Regions from separate parts of the Mus musculus genome. Here region 2 is linked to region 1. The links are chromatin loops, found by intact Hi-C in ENCODE. Cell type or tissue: left cerebral cortex. All regions are shown on one strand.

Region 1 (8,000 bases):
TCTGTGAATAGTTGATTTCTTACCATCTGGCAGTTAATGCAGAGGGGAAAAGTCAGTGGTTTCAAGTTGACTTTCCTGTTGAAAGGAAAACACAAGAAACAAATCATAGTTCTGTTTGTGGGATTTTGAGGAAGTGAAAACTATTTGGGTAGGAGCTGAGCCTTTTCCATACAGACAACAGAGGGAATGATTTATATTCCATAAAATGGGTGGATATGTGGGCAGATGGATTGGTCAGTGGTTGGAAGGGTGGGTGAGTGAGTGGACAGATGGATGGATGGGTGGGTGGATTGATGGATGGATGGATGGAGGGATGGGCGGGTGGAATATTAGATAGACACACAAATGAAGATGGATAACAAGTTAATGGTGAACCCTTGGAAAGGTAGACGGCTGATGATAGAGACACAGATCACGTGTCGGTGAATACTCAGTTGCAAGGCTGGAGTTGAAAAGGTTAAAGACGGTATCTAGGAGTTAATAAATGGTCAGGCCCTGTGACCTTAGCCTCTCTTAGAATTAAAACGGAACCAAGGAAAAAGTGGCAGGAAGTAAAGAGATGTGGTCCATGAGCAGTGTCTTAGACTCATACATACTCATACACACTCACACACACACACACACACACACACTCATACTCACTCACACTCACACACACACACACATGCAGACACTCACATGTAGACACTCAAACAATCACACACACATGCAGTCACACATGCAGACACACATGCACTCACAAAATCAGTCATACATAGTCACACACACACAATCACACACATATACATATATACGCACACACATAAACACACATTCACTCACACACACACACATATATACATACATCCATGTACACTCACACATACGCACCTACACACTTACGTAGACCCACCCACTCATACTCTGTCAAACACACATATACACATACACACACATACACACACTCACACATACAGACACACATGCACTGATATATACAGTCACATGTACAGGCACATACACAATTATACACATATACATATATGCACACACACATAAACACACATTCACTCACACTCACACACACCCATGTACACACACTCACACATTCACACTTACACACTCACACACGTAGACCACACACTCACACTCTGTCAAACACACAAATACACATATACACACTCACTTATGCAGTAACACACACACACATTCACACTCACAGCGAGGTGTAGACAGCCTGGGAGCTGCCTGCTTCATTACCAGTCATTAGTCCTGAGGCTGGATGCATATGTCCGTAAAAGCTCCCGCTGTCTGTGTCCATTTCCCAGAGAGAAAGCTGGCCACTCAGCGATCTGAACTCATAGAAAAATCTGATTTTATGTTCCAGTCTCATCACAGGTCTGCCTAAAGCCTTGTCTCGTGGCCAACAATATACAGTACTAAGTTGCAGGGTTAGAGTTGAGAAAGGCTAGAGGGTATCTAAGAGCTAACAACTGGGGATGTAACCTGAGTTGCTGGCCAGCAAACAGTTGATGTGGATTGTCACAGGAACCCAGAACTTTCTCTCTGTTACTGTGGCTCCCCCACCTCACCTAAGTGGGAGTTATAGCATGGAAAGGCTTACCAACATCATTCCCGACGCATTCTGGCCTTAACTGTTTCCAGCATTTGACCGTTTATAGGATCTCAGCCGGGTATGGGGAACAAAGATCTGAATGATATCCAGATCCTGTCCTCCGTCAACATTCCTATGCCAGAAAGGAAGTTCAGAGGAGATGCTGTCAATGGCAGGAGGAGGGGCAGTTCCAGAGGAGGCAGGGCTAGGCATAGATTCCTAGAGGTGGGAGGATGGAAAGAACCAGAGGTAGACATTCCGCAGATGCCATCCAAACCAAAAGAATAGGCTGGGCTGGACAGCGCTGGTGGGGGCGACCATAAACAGGGAAGCAGAGCGTGTGATAAAGTAACCAGGGATGTGGCAGGTCTTGAGACCGTGGACGGGGGGTGTGGGAGATGAGGTACTGAATTTCGGTGTCTGGTGTGTGAGGAGACAAAGGGTACAGGTGTGTGAGTGTATTTGGGTGGAGTGGTGTGCGGTGTGTGCAGTGACGGGTGTGTGGGGTAGACGGAGATAGCGAGCAGGGGTGTAAGGAAAGAGTGGGCAGAAGCGCCGTGTGTGTGAGGAGAGGCTGATACTGCACAAGGAAGCAATGGCCAGGAGCATAGCCAGGCATCTTGGAGACACCCACTGAGGAGATTCTGGTTTCATTGATTTACTTATTTGCATTTTGTGTGTGTGTGTGTGTGTGTGTGTGTGTGTGTGTGTGTGTGTGTGTGTGTGTGTGTGTGGTTTGTGTGGCGTTAGAAGGAAGTTTTCAGGAGTCAGTTCTCTCACCTCAGGCTCTGCTGACAGGACTCATGTCTTCGGGCTTGCACAGCCTGTGCTCTGACCTGCCGAGCCATCTGGCCAGCCCACTTGGGATTTTAAACAAGAGATACCAACACCTCCACAATCCCAGCAGCCTCTTGGGTGCTTGTGGTTAACAGGACAGGGGATGAAGGTGGAGGCGCTCTGTGGGTCACACAGGTGACTGTTAAGTAGAGACATCTCTGCATCAAGTCCATAGACCTGAATCCCACCCTTATGTCCTGCCCTTATATCCTGGCCACAATAGTTGAGTTTAACCCCAGTGTGGCCTGGAGGTCTCACTTTCCACGTGATAATGAAGATTTGGTGAGGAGTTTAGTGCTGCGTCAGACCTGGAGCCAGGGCTCTTGGAGTCCTGCGTCCATTGTTCAGCTGGCTTTCCTACCGTCACGATCACGTCTATTATTTTTCCTCCTGGCAACTGAGTTCTCTTTGAGAGTTATGTCCTTAAAGCTTAAACTAGGGGTGTTGGCACTTTTGGATTCTCTTCTTTTCCTTTTCTAAAATGGAAAGAAGGTAGTTTAAGTAACCAGAAATGCTATATGTTGAATATTCTTCTTCTTAAGCCCTGTTTTGGGAGCACAGCCTTTATTTATATTTTTCGAATTGGTGCAAACTATTGAAAACTATTTGCATCCCGAGGGCATCGAGTCTCATCAGTGACGACGACCCCCCCCTCCCCTCCACCCCCACCCCAGCACCTCAGACATGGACAGAATGGTCCGGAGCCCCTCAGACTCAAGTGACTAATACTCACTGTAGTCTGATTTCCTCAGCAGGTTCTTAGGACGATGTTAACTCACTGACCTTGGAGCTGCAGCTCTTGGGATGGCATTCTGTCACTGACTTTGGAGCTGCAGCTCTTAGATGACATTCTGTCACCGGTTGCTCTCACGCCACTCCTTTCTCGGCATTGCCATTTGATGCATCAGTTCTAGTGGCCTAAAAAGGGATGTCTCCCGCAGTGTCGAGGAAATCTTGGTGAGGGAGTGGGATTTTGTAGGCTGACCACCTTATGTCAATTTCCGGTCTTGACTAAGGTGTTATCTCAGGGTCTTACATTATATTTGTGTGACTCCTTAGGTTAGCCTGTGGGTAATGTTACTCCCCAGGGTAGTAGGGTCTGAGCTTCTGAATTTTGGCAGAGACAGTTGCCTGGATCTACCAGCAGGAGTGTACTCTAGAGTACAGAGACCAGGCTGGCCTCGAACTCAGAAATCCGCCTGCCTCTGCCTCCCGAGTGCTGGAATAATGGCATGCGCCACCACTGCGCGGCACGTCTTTATTTTTTGAGGTGGGTTCTTGATTTGTAGGCAAGACTCTCAGGAACTCCCTAGGTAGCCAGAACTCGTAGTTGGCCCTCCTGCGTCAGCCTCCTGACAACTGGGGTTAAGGTTTAAGCCACCAAGCTCAGTGTTCACACATCTTTTTAAAAATACAACACTTGGTGAGAGAGCTCAGTTGCTCAAGTGCTTGTTGCACATGCCTGAACACTTAAGTTTGGCCCCCAGAATCTGTGTAAAAGTTCCAGGGTGGGCAAGTAGACCTCTATGGCTCACTGGCCAGCAGCCTAACTGGTGAGTCACAGACCAGAAAAAAACAAAAACAAAAAAACAAACAAAAAAAAGTGCCTGGCTGATCTCTGACCTACACACTGTTCACACACACACACACACACACACACACACACACACACACACACACCTACCTTTTTATATATCCTAGGAAGGCTTATTGTAGAGTTAGTTTTGTGGGTTAAATAAGTAGTCCTTTTCCTAAGAGAGCAATGGCTGTCTTGTGAATGTTTCATAAATCATGGTCAAAATCTGAACCACAGGAGCTTTCTGCATGGAAGTGTGTCTCAGGCCACTAGGTGGCACTGCTGCACTCTCCAATAATGTCACTGCCTAGAGAGGTCTGCTGTGAGTCTGTGGGTACGTGATGTGTGTACACACGTCCACATCATGTGTAGTGATGATGTATGCAGAAACGCATGTGTTGAGCATGTGTATGTTTGAGAGTTTTGGCTTAAGGGCAACTCAACTGTGGATTATGCCGTATGTTCCATTTGTTGGCAGTTGATATTTGGTAGGGGTGTACTTGGGGCAATGACAATAGCAAATGTCGTGTCTGGCATCTTGCAGACATGTTACAACCGCATGCTAATACATTAGCAATGGAAAAGTCAGAAACTGCTGTGTGTTCAATGCAGGCATCTCACATGTAGGTTTTCACCCCTCTCAGTGACAGGAGAGAGTTAACCCTGCCTAGGTAGGTCTCAGCAAAACACTGCCTGTTCTTCCGCCTCCCACCGGCATTTGTGCTCAGCTCTAACTGAAGACCGGTGGCTCTCTGATTGCTGTTGCCAGTAGTGTTATTTGGTTGAGACTTAAGCTCTTTTTGCCTTCAATTTATATATGAAACATCACGTCTCTTTCTGTTGAGACACGAAACCTGATTGACTGATTCAGACCACTGATGTTGTATAAGCCAGCAAGCTTGCTTCTCTTGCTACAGTTTTATTTGCCCTGCCATAGTTATAGTTCATATGTATATTTTTAAAGATTTATTTATTAACTATATATATGTACACACACACACACACACACACACACACACACACACACACACACATATATATAATGGTTTGCCTACAGGCCAGAAGAGAACACTAGGTCTCATTATAGATGGTTGTGAGCCACCGTGGTTGCTGGGAATTGAACTCAGAACCTCTGGAAAAGCAGCCAGTGCTCTTAACCTCTGAGCCATCTTTCCAACCTGTTTAATAGGCTCTTCAGTTTATAATCTGATGTTTAAAAGGTGACCGTTGTATCAACAGAGAAGTATCTAATTATTAACACTTCACTTAAAACATTTCCTCAAAGATCTCCTTTAATTCTTTTTTTTAATTATGTATTTTCCTCAATTACATTTCCAATGCTATCCCAAAAGTCCCCCATACGCTCCCCCCCCACTTCCCTACCCACCCATTCCCATTTTTTGGCCCTGGCGTTCCCCTGTACAGGGGCATATAAAGTTTGTGTGTCCAATGGGCCTCTCTTTCCAGTGATGGCCGACTAGGCCATCTTTTGATACATATGCAGCTAGAGTCAAGAGCTCCAGGGTACTGGTTAGTTCATAATGTTGTTCCACCTATAGGGTTACAGATCCCTTTAGCTCCTTGGGTACTTTCTCTAGTTCCTCCATTGGGGGCCCTGTGATCCATCCAATAGCTGACTGTGAGCATCCACTTATGTGTTTGCTGGGCCCCGGCATAGTCTCACAAGAGACAGCTACATCTGGGTCCTTTCGATAAAATCTTGCTAGTGTATGCAATGGTGTCAGCGTTTGGATGCTGATTATGGGGTGGATCCCTGGCTATGGCAGTCTCTAGATGGTCCATCCTTTCATCACAGCTCTAAACTTTGTCTCTGTAATTCCTTCCATGGGTGTTTTGTTCCCAATTCTAAGAAGGGGCACAGTGTTGGATCTTGTCGAATGCTTTTTCCGAAATTCTTAATTCTATTTTTTAACAATTTTTTCTTTTTTTCTTTCTTTTTCTTTTTTTTCTTTTCTTTTCTTTTTTTTTTTTTTTTTTTTTTTTGGAGACAGGGTCTCATTGTATAGCCCTAACTGGCAGGAAACGCTTTATATATATAAGGTTGTCCTTGAACTCACAGAGATCCACCTACCTCTTCCTTTCCAGTGCTGACTAAAGACACACACTACCACATTTGGCTAAAAATGTATTTTTTTTTTAAATCAACAAGCTTTAACATAGAAGTAAAGTTTATCTGTGTGTATCCTGAAACACGTTTCTACCATCTTACTTTCCAATTTCCGACAGGTTGTGAGAAGATACATTCTGGGCTCCATTGTTGAGAGCGAGAAGAACTATGTAGATGCTCTCCGGAGGATTTTGGAGGTATGGAAGCATGGTGCAGCATACTTCATAACCTTTTCTTACCCATTGTACATACTTTAGTTGTGTGTGTTTTGTAGGTGTTTGTGACCCAAAACATCCAAGTCTGAGAAATCCTCCCCAGAGTGTAAATGTTGTGACTGTGTGCTGGCGGTGAAAGTCACATGATTTGTTTTGAAGCGAGAAGACCTCTTCTGCCACCCTGGGTGACTGACCGTTGACACTTGTTTCTGGCGCAGCAATATGAGAAGCCGCTGTCTGAGATGGAGCCCCGGCTCCTGAGTGACAGGAAGCTCAGGATGGTTTTCTACCGCGTCAAGGAGATCCTGCAGTGTCACTCCATGTTCCAGATTGCGCTGGCCAGCCGCGTGTCCGAGTGGGATGTCGTGGAAACAATCGGCGACGTTTTTGTGGCCTCGGTAATCATCCGCAGACACCATTCCCCCCCACCCCCTCCCCACCTGAAGTGCTGTGGGTTCAGAACACGAAGCCACGTGCCCCTTTCAGGGTGCTATCACTTCCCAGAGCTCATAAGGGTGCGTGCTGATGTGTTGACATCCTGACCCGGTTTATACCTTCAGGAAAGGAGCAGGGGTCCCCTTTCTCAGGGGACAAGGAAGCCTGAGCAGAGGTTCCGGACAGAAGACAAGTCCAGAAAGGGTTAAGTGTACGTGTTGTATCAGGTTTTGGTTACACAGTCATTTAACTGAGTCATACATTTGGTTGTGCCATCGTTGTACATCAGCTCTTGTGCTGAGCGAGAGAGCCCTGCCTGTTGAGTTGTAGCATCTCTGAGCATCTTCCTAAAGTAGCGCATACTCTATCTATACAGTATGCCTGGTGACCATATAAAACATGAGGCAGAAAACACCAGGTTGTTCCCCTCAAACTTTGCCCTGGATGTTTTGTCCTGTGGATATAGGATTTGGTTCTGTACATGACAGGGGACTGTGATGCTGAGACAGCATGCAGGTGACATTTCCTGGGAGCAGAAGCAGCTGCCCAGAGGCCAAGGGCACAGCATTACCATGTCACCGATTTGGGGTAGTTTTAGTCTTTGCTCTTCACATGGCTCACGCACAGTGTGTGTTGTTCGCCTTTCAGTCTAGATGTAGAAGGCTGCATGCAGATGGAGCAGATTAGCTCTGTGCTTGTGTGAGGTAACGCTGTCAACAGGACAGAAGCATGAAAATCTGTTGGGAAGTACTAGGCTACTTAAATAATGCTGCATTAGTAACATAGCAGACTTATGAAAGTTACTTTTGTTTGTTTGTTTCTAAAGTTTTATTTATTTACTGTATATGCTGAACAGCACACACATGGAGGTCAGAGGACAAGTTTCTGTAGCCAGCTCTCTTCCTCCACTGTGTGGGTCTTAAACTCAGGACCGTGTGGGACTGATCTTAGCTTGTCAGGCTAGCACCTCTACCCTGAGTCATCACATTGGCGGTGTTATATTTTTTGAGACAGACTCTTGCCTTGTATCCCAGGCTGCCTTTGAACTCTTGGTGTCCTGCCTCAGCCTCCTAAGCATGATGCTGCCAGGCTCCGTTTCCATGGAGTTGGTGCAAATACTTGATGAAGTGGGCAAAACCAATCGTATAAGTTTCAACATCAATATATAGGCACATGCACACACACACAAACACATGCACACACACACACACATGT
Region 2 (8,000 bases), 84 kb after region 1:
TTGGTTGGCATGAGCACAGATCTGACCGTGGGCTAAGAGTCAAATAAGGCTAACGTGCTTGGGACACCCATTCTCAGTTCTGGGGACATTAACCCTTGTACAGAGCCACCCCAAGTGTTTGAAAGGACAGTGCCATCTTAAGGAGTAAATGATTGACAAGACACACAAAGATTGACCTTCTGTTTGGTTGACGGGTGATTACATTTATATTGCCAAGATTTGTTTGGAAGCTTAGCAACAAGCTAATGTTTCTCGATTTTATTTTTCTTTCTGTTTTGTTCTTTGGCATGGGACAAGCCCCACCTCTAGTGCAGACACTTGGCAGCTCGGCCGACTTGAAATGTGCTTCTGCTTCTAAGGAAACGATGGCAGAGGTTTCTTCTACTCTAAGGGAAGTGAGTGCTGGGGAATCTTGCTGGCTGCTTATTTTCTTACTTGTATCAGTTTTGTTATATGGAGGGTGGGAGATGGGGGGGAAACGATGTCCCTCTAGTCCTGGTGGTGTCTGTGTGACCTGTTAGCAAACATTGTCCAGTGCTGAAACGGAGTACCTCAGAAGGGTGCACTGTTCTCTGCTGAAGTCACGGTAGAGTCAGGACATGATGGTTCGGAATGTCTCGTTGGCAGATGTGAGCCCAATAGCTCTTTGGTGTAGTGTTTTCTCTTTAGGCTTACAGAGAGTTTTCATTTTCATATTCAGTTTTTTTTAATGTCCCCATTTCTTTTGCAATATTATTCACAAGAAGGTAATGACTCCAACTGAACGCGGAACTCTTGCCGGCGCTCCGGGTGCATCTGTGTTTATCCAAGCAGACACGTCATGGATGCTTGGCCCACATCCATGAAGAGGGCCGCACCTCAAGATGCTGAAGGACCTGGCGGGAAACAGGTCTTGGCAGCAGCCTCACCTGGCTTTGCAGCCAGGCTTGGGTTGAAGTCAAAGTCTATGCGTATTCCAATGTGCGTGATGTTGTACTCCCCCACTCCGTCATGCTCGGTAAAGCTCTGACTAGTACCTACTACTAACTAGTACCCATATGCCTCCATTTACTAAACATCAGCACCTGTTTGAGGCAAAGTTGGGCCAGCTGTTTCTGGGTGTGCAGTTAGAGTGCTGACGCTTGAGTTTCACCCTAGGCACAAATGCTGTAAAACCTTGTATGTTTGTCACCCATGCCAAGACAAAATAAACCATGCGGAAACTGCCAGTGCTCCTGAAATGTTGCTGTGTTCTTTTCTCTCTGCCTGCCCTCTACCCCCAGAATGACAGGTATGGTGTATACCAGTAATAACTGGGTTCTAATGAGCCTCAAGGCACCTAGGGTTTTGTTACTGCAGCCAGCTGCCGGTGGATGCTGAGGTTTCCTCCATCTCTCCGTCAGCTTCAGGATGTTCGTGACCTCCATGTTTTTACCTGTCTTGACTGGTAGCCAGGTCACAGCCTAACCCTGCCCTGGTCACTTGAGAGGCTGAGGTTATGGAACCATGAAGGCTATATGTGGTATTGTAATATCCTCGAGGCTGCCAGAAACCAAGGTGTGCTCATTGTATGCCACTCTAGGCCAAAGGACACATAGAGGGTTGGGGTGTTCAGGACAAAGTGAGAGTGGGCCAAACTAGGCCTTTGCTGTGACTCCCGTAGGTGACAGGCAGAGCATAACACTCATTGTTGACAAGTGTCACTGATTCTAGGTTCTGGGTTTTGAGGGGTTATCTCTGATTTCCTGGCTCTGTCTGGTCTTTGGGGTCCTCTCTGAATTCTTGGCTCTGGGTTCTGGGCAGTTCAGAGTGTAGGGAGCATAGTTTTGCATCTGAAAGTCAGAGAAGGGTGTGGGTGGGTTGGTCTGTCTGAGGGACATTCTAGCCAAACCCCGTGCTGTTGTTCCTAGGAACTGATTCAGGAGGAAGGGGGTGTCTCTCACCAGCAGCAAGTCCTAGCATGTCAAAACATCTTAGAACAGAAAACACAAGATATAGTCACATGGTCAACCACACCTCTTGGAGAGGTTCATGGGGAACTAGAAATGTCTTGGCGGTCCTTGGCATCCTCTGTCCTTGTGAGCATCGCTTGAGTCCACTAGGATTCCACAGTTGGGACTCGGGGCCTCCTACATCACATGGCTTTCTGACACCCCCAAAATAAACCAAGACAGTCTCGGCAGTTGAGAAGAGGGGACTCCACTGAATGATGGGGGTTGGGCGCGGGATCCAGCCGAGCAGAGGGGACAGGAAGAGCTGAGGAGAACCAGATGTGCAGAGCAGACTCAGCCAAACACAGGACCTGGGTATGGTTTAACCAATTTAAGCTTATCTCCGACAAGCTTACAAGTAAATGAGACTCAGACTATAGTGATTTTATTTGCCTTTGACAATTATCTGACCACCCCTCATATACTCTTCTAACTGCTGGCCTGGCTACCTCCCTAGCAGTGTATCCCAGATACTTGCTGTTTCTCTTGGCCACAGGCTCATGATCCATCTCCCGTCATAGAGGCTTTCTCCTTCCCTCTCCTTCCTCCTCCTCCTGGTCTCTCTCCTCCAACCAGGTCACTCCAAACCCACTCATCTCTATTCCCTCTGGTAATTGGCTGTAGCCAATTTTATTTAACCAATAGTGTTAAATCAAGGGACAAGATTTACACAACAGAAGTTTGTAAATGTGATAAGTCACTTGTAGGTCTTGAACTTTGGGTATAGAATTTAGCATTAGGATACATAGAAAGATACTGAACCCCAACACCTGGGGGATCACAGATGATTATATGTATTTGGGGCACCCCAATGCATGGGTATTGCTTACAGAGACTGGGCAGGAAGTTGTGAAGGCGGCTGAAGCAGGCGAGCTTAGCTAGTCCTGGGCTGGGGCCACTGAGAAGGGAAGCCCAAATCCTTACCCACAAAGCATGCTCTTTGGAGAGGTAGAAGCCAAGGTTAGCCTAGCATGGAGGGTGGGTCCCCCTATCCCTTCCTAATAGTGGGGAAAGGAGTGGATCACAAGGAGGGGCTGGAGTATGACTGGAGCCCTCTTACTAGAGAGGGGTGAAAGTCTTGGACTCTAGGGGAGCACGCTTGATCTTAGGGACATGTGTGAATGTGATGGCAGGAACACCCAGAGTCTGCTGGAGCTTTGAGGGCACACTGCGTGTTTTCCCCAGGGTCTGAAGTATCAGAGCGTTAAAATGAATTCACAGAATTCAGAAAATGAGGTTCCAGGTATGTGAGGCACATGAGCCTTGACTTCAGTTCGTTGTTCCAGCTCCAGTCCTTACCGTTTACATCAGGATGGTTGAAACACAATGGGTCGCTCTTAACTCCCTGTATCTGTTTCAAGCTTCTTACATTTAAAATGACATCTGGGTGCTTAGGTAATGGCTGGATGCTCACCTTGCTAACACAGGCCAAGATGATGGTTCCATCAGCAGATTGCACTTAAGAGAACACACACACACACACACACAGAGGGAGGGGGCATCTAGCTGAAGGCTATTCCTGCCTACTCTCCCCACATCCCACTCAGCTCCTGGCCCTGCGTATTTGAGTTGAGGTGGTGCCAAATTCAGTGAGAGGATTTATGTTTCTAGAGAGGCTGAGGAAATCCCATGCCAAGGGTGTCTCCGAACTGAGGCCAGTCCCTGGAAGCCACGTGAAGGAGAGAATCAACCCAATGGTGCTGCCCTCTGGCTACTAACGTGACCATCACTACACAAGGGGGATACAAATAGTAGTCAATAACAGATATTAACAAGACAGGCTCTTAAAAGAGTGGAAGGTGATCATCCTTTTAGTAAGTTTACTCTTTTTGTGTGTTGAGCTGCATTCATAGCTATTCTGGGGCACCTTGACTGCAAGTTGGGCATCCCCGAGTATAACTGTTTGCCCATGAATTCCATGTTAACCTTGGTTGTGCGGCCTGACAGGGTTGTTCTATTTTTCTTTTGTGGCATAATGATTATCTAAAATATGGAGCAGCAAGTCTGTAAACTTGAACAACCAGAAAAAAACCCCACTGCTTCTTTCAAAGGACTTCCTGGGATCTATGAGGTCAAGAACTGAATAGCCACCCCTCTGCCACGCGGAACATTTATATTGAAAATGCTCCTTGGCCTTTGAGCCTTCTGTCAGCACACCCCAACCCCACCCGCTTGAGACAAGGTTTCTCTGTAGTATCCCAGGCTGCCCTGGAACTTGTTCTGTAAACCAGGCTAGCCTTGAACTTGGAGATCCGCTGGCTTCTGCTTCTACCTCCCAAGTGCTGGGGTCAAAGGCGAGCGCCACCACACCCAGCTTTCCAGTCAGCTTCTTCAGTGTGATACAGACTCTAGGCCTTGAGAGTCTGTGTTTTACACTCGACTCTCTATCAGTTCTCTACCAGTGCTCTGGAGTCCAGCGTCCGGATCTACTTTGTGGGTGGTAGCGAAAAAAAGCCAGGTGTGTGCAGAATAATACAGGCCTCAACATCCTGGAGTGTCCACCGCAACCCCCGGTGGCAGCTGACTCAGGACCTTAACCCCAGCGGCTGGTCCTAGACCTGTGACCTGAAAGCTCACTTTGTGGACATCTGCTTCCTCCTTGTACTTTTCCTGCTGCCCCACCCCCACGCCTACCACCCCACCCCAACCCCATGCCACGCCCACGCCACCTCCCCACCCCCCACCACTCCCACACCCGCCTCGCTCCCAGTCCCCATTCCTTCCAGTGTTTAGCATGACATCACTGAACCTCAGGCACGCTCCGTACACAGGCCACTTTCTTTGGTAGGTCTTGCCTGTCACAGTTTACCCTCTGTCCAACTGAGAACAGAGAACCAGCAGAGAAGTGCCCATTGTCCCGAGCCAGAGCTGCGGGGAGGAGGTTAGTGAAGGCTGCCGGGTGGACAAATGCTCTTTCTCCGGCTGGCCCTCCAATTGGATTTCCCCTGTCCTGGTTCCCCCCCTGCTCTGGCCGGATGTCGCTGGGGGCAGATGAACAGTTTTAGTGGCTTCTGTTGTTCCAGAAAGCCCTCATGGAGAAAGTGAGTGATCTGTCATGAACAAACGGGTCAGGGGCTCTTGAAGTTGTTGGGAGGCCCGTTCAGGAGAAGGCCAGGCTGAGCGCTATCGATAGACAGATCCTTGGTCTTTCACAGATCTTATCCTGAGAACCAGGCATCTCTTGCCTGATCCTCTGTGCTCTTTGTCTTTTATCTCTGGAGATTTCTTGGTGTCTTTAAACTCTCTCCTAGTCCCTCTCTCTAAGTCAGTCAGTCAGCCAGTCAGTCAGTCAGTCAGTCAGTCAGTCTGTCTGTCTGTCTCTCTTTGTGTCTCTCTGCCTCTGTCTCTCTGTGTGTCTGTGTGTCTGTGTGTCTGTCTGTCTGTCTGTCTGTCTCTCTCTCTCTCTCTCTCTCTTTCTCTCCATCACTGATAATTTCCTCAGTCCAATTCGAATGCTTTTCCACCAGAGGTCTGGGTTCTGAGATGAGTGGAAAACGGCAAATTGTGATTTACATCAGCCACCAAATATGGGAGAGGAGGAGACCCAAGTGTGTGAATGCAGGCAGGAGAGCAGCCCTGGCTATCGGGATGTGTCTTCCCAGAGCCCCACCCAGCCGGAGACACCCACAGCTGGGTCCATCTGCTTCATTCAGATGCAGTAGACTGCAGAAACCTCAGAGGCTCATGACGCTGAGTCCTTGGCCCTAGCTTCCAGCTTCCACCTTCCAACTTTCCAAGCTAGGGGCCATCAGAGTGAACTTTAGGCTTTCCACAAGCGTGTGTGGTTCTCCAGTTTTGGGTGCCAGGGCCCTCTGCTCTTAGCAGTTTTTTTTCTCCCAGCCTGCAGACTTCCAGTGTGAGATGCTTGGCTCTCCAGCCTTGGGAGCTTCCTGGTGCTCTTCGTTCTTCCAGCTGCAGTTCTTCCTCCTGGACCTCTGCACACTCACCTTGTGCTGTAGACTCCACAGACACTGCTCTTGGCACTTTCTGGAAGCCTTCGGCTGCCTCCTGAAGGACGAGTGAACTGAGGGCGTAGAGCCTCAGGGCTTTCTTTCTCCAGTTGTCTTGTAGCTGCTATTCCTGGGTGCCCGGAACTGGGAGCTCACTCTAAAGAAACAAGTGGACCACCAAGAAGAGGCCTTTACTGACCCTACACAGGGATAGGATTATATAGGAGAAGCCCCCTAGATTAATCTGTCTACACTGAGAAGTAGTCTGCTCGTCCGAAACAGGACGGGGTGGGGGGGGCGGCTATAATGTGGTCAGCAGTGGACTTGAATGTGCATAGCTCCCATTCACACTTCTCTTAAGACTCATTTAAGAGCCAGCTGGCAGGGCACGCCTTTAATCCCAAAACTTGGGAGGCAGAAGTGGAGCTCTGCAAGTTCAGGGCCAGCCTGGCCTACAGAGTTAGTTCCAGGACAGCGAGAGCTGTTATACAAACCCTTTTGCAAACAAACAAACAAAATAAAAAAACACAGAGAGACAGAAAGACAGACAGACAAAGACTCATTTAAGGACCAATCACAAGCCTGGCACTTCACCAGTCAGGCACTTCAGGTGGTTCTTTGTCAAGCTGCTCCTGTGAGCCGGGTCATCTGAGGTTCTACTGAGGCTTGCCTGGCCTGGACCGGAGTTTCCCAAGGTGCCTGGGGTGGTGGTGACTGAGGTAAGAGTTGTGTCTTGAGAAGCTGCTGTGACCATTCAAGGACATCCCCTAAGGCTCCCCTGAGGTCCTAGAGGTATGGAGGAATTGTTTGCATATCTTGAACAGCCACGGAGAAGAGGTCAGGGGGCTGCACTCTACATGGCTCTCAGGAGCCCTGGGTTGTGGGCCCCACAATCCCCAAACCTGTTATAAGCCCTACTTCTGAAATCTACCATCTCTTTGAAGGTCAGAGCCATGGCTGCAGATATGGCTCCTCCCTACCTCCTCTGGAGGCCTGGCTGACTCCGATCCTCCCTGCCATTCTGGTAGTAACAGTACAGTACAGCTTCACGAAGCCTTTCTCCGTGATGCTGCCCATCAGTCCCAGTGGTACCCACTGATGGTCCTGATGCTGTGCCTGGCCCTGATGCTGTGCCTGGCCCTGATGCTGTGCCTGGCTCTGATGCTGTGCCTGGCCCTGATGCTGTGCTTTGTCCTGATGCTGTGCCTGACCCACTGTGACCACCTGCTGGACCCTTTGCTCAGAGTCTCTAACTGCTCCTCTGGTTTTCATCTCCGTTGCTCATATCCCACCCCACAGTGTCCTGTCCTCTGCTGCCAGAAAGCTGACATGGGAGGAGACCAGGCCAAGAGAACCAGGTAAGATCACCGTTGGGTACCAAGATTTACCGTGTGCTTTTCCTTTTAGATTTAAGCTCTTTAGGTGTGGAACCCTCTCACTCCGATTCTTTCTTTACGTTTCATTTGAGGCACCGGACAAGGCTCTGTCTTCTTCCTTAGGATACCGCCACACTCCTACGAATGAGGACATCCTGTCCCCACAGATATGACCTGTTCCCCCTGCACCACTACCCCCCACAACCTGTATCTAAGGATCTCCTTCACTTTCGCCTTCACGACCCAGTCAAGGTGTCAAGTAGTTCATAGGATCTCGCTCTCAGTAGAGCTCAACGTTTGAAGCGTTTGTTAGAGAACGGATCAATGCTGAGCCGACCACTGACCCTTTACCACCACGGATTCACTTGGCTTTCAAAATCCAAGGCTGCAGGCTGGAGTCAGCTCTTCAGACTTGACTTACCCACCAGGGACAAAGCTCTCAATATTCCATATCCAAGCTGTGGTAGCTCCATAGCAGGTGGCGGCCCTTGGGGATCTCCTTTGTGTTACAGCCTCACCTGAGAATGGGGTGGGTACCACAGCACCCGTGGTTTACACCGGAGATGGATGAAGAAGGTCCTACAGGGAACTCTGAGTGGTAAAGTCCACGGACGGTTGTGGCAGAGAAGGAGCTATTTCGAGGTTCGTTCTACACGATGCTGCTCAGGGAAATGAGAGTAGCCATGGCCCTGCAGGGTACTCGG

The links. Hi-C counts contacts between places; a loop is a spot of excess contacts. Peaks named below come from ENCODE experiments on the same cell type or tissue, not always from the same donor. Only the 100,000 strongest peaks of a DNase experiment are listed, where the experiment ranks them.
Region 2: it touches region 1 in a loop (4-fold over the local background); 38 of 42 quality-filtered maps call a loop at or near these places.

What each region holds. Positions count from the first base shown.
Region 1 is chr8:14,948,181-14,956,180 of GRCm38, forward strand. It overlaps Arhgef10 (Rho guanine nucleotide exchange factor (GEF) 10), which reads left to right. Exons shown (of 29, transcript NM_172751.3): 12 at 6,255-6,332; 13 at 6,569-6,748. Gm35285 (a long non-coding RNA gene) reads right to left here and starts at 2,284. Exons shown (of 4, transcript XR_003947514.1): 1 at 1,604-2,284; 2 at 1,240-1,331; 3 at 24-75. In left cerebral cortex, a CTCF peak has its summit at 4,284 (motif pointing right); a DNase peak (open chromatin) is centred at 4,295.
Region 2 is chr8:15,032,114-15,040,113 of GRCm38, forward strand. Kbtbd11 (kelch repeat and BTB (POZ) domain containing 11) reads left to right here. Exons shown (of 2, transcript NM_029116.2): 2 at 1-1,220. It overlaps Gm35340 (a long non-coding RNA gene), which reads left to right and starts at 4,676. Exons shown (of 3, transcript XR_003947518.1): 1 at 4,676-4,851; 2 at 5,811-7,278; 3 at 7,389-8,000. In left cerebral cortex, a CTCF peak has its summit at 3,686; DNase peaks (open chromatin) are centred at 3,530, 4,811 and 5,582; H3K27ac peaks cover 255 bases.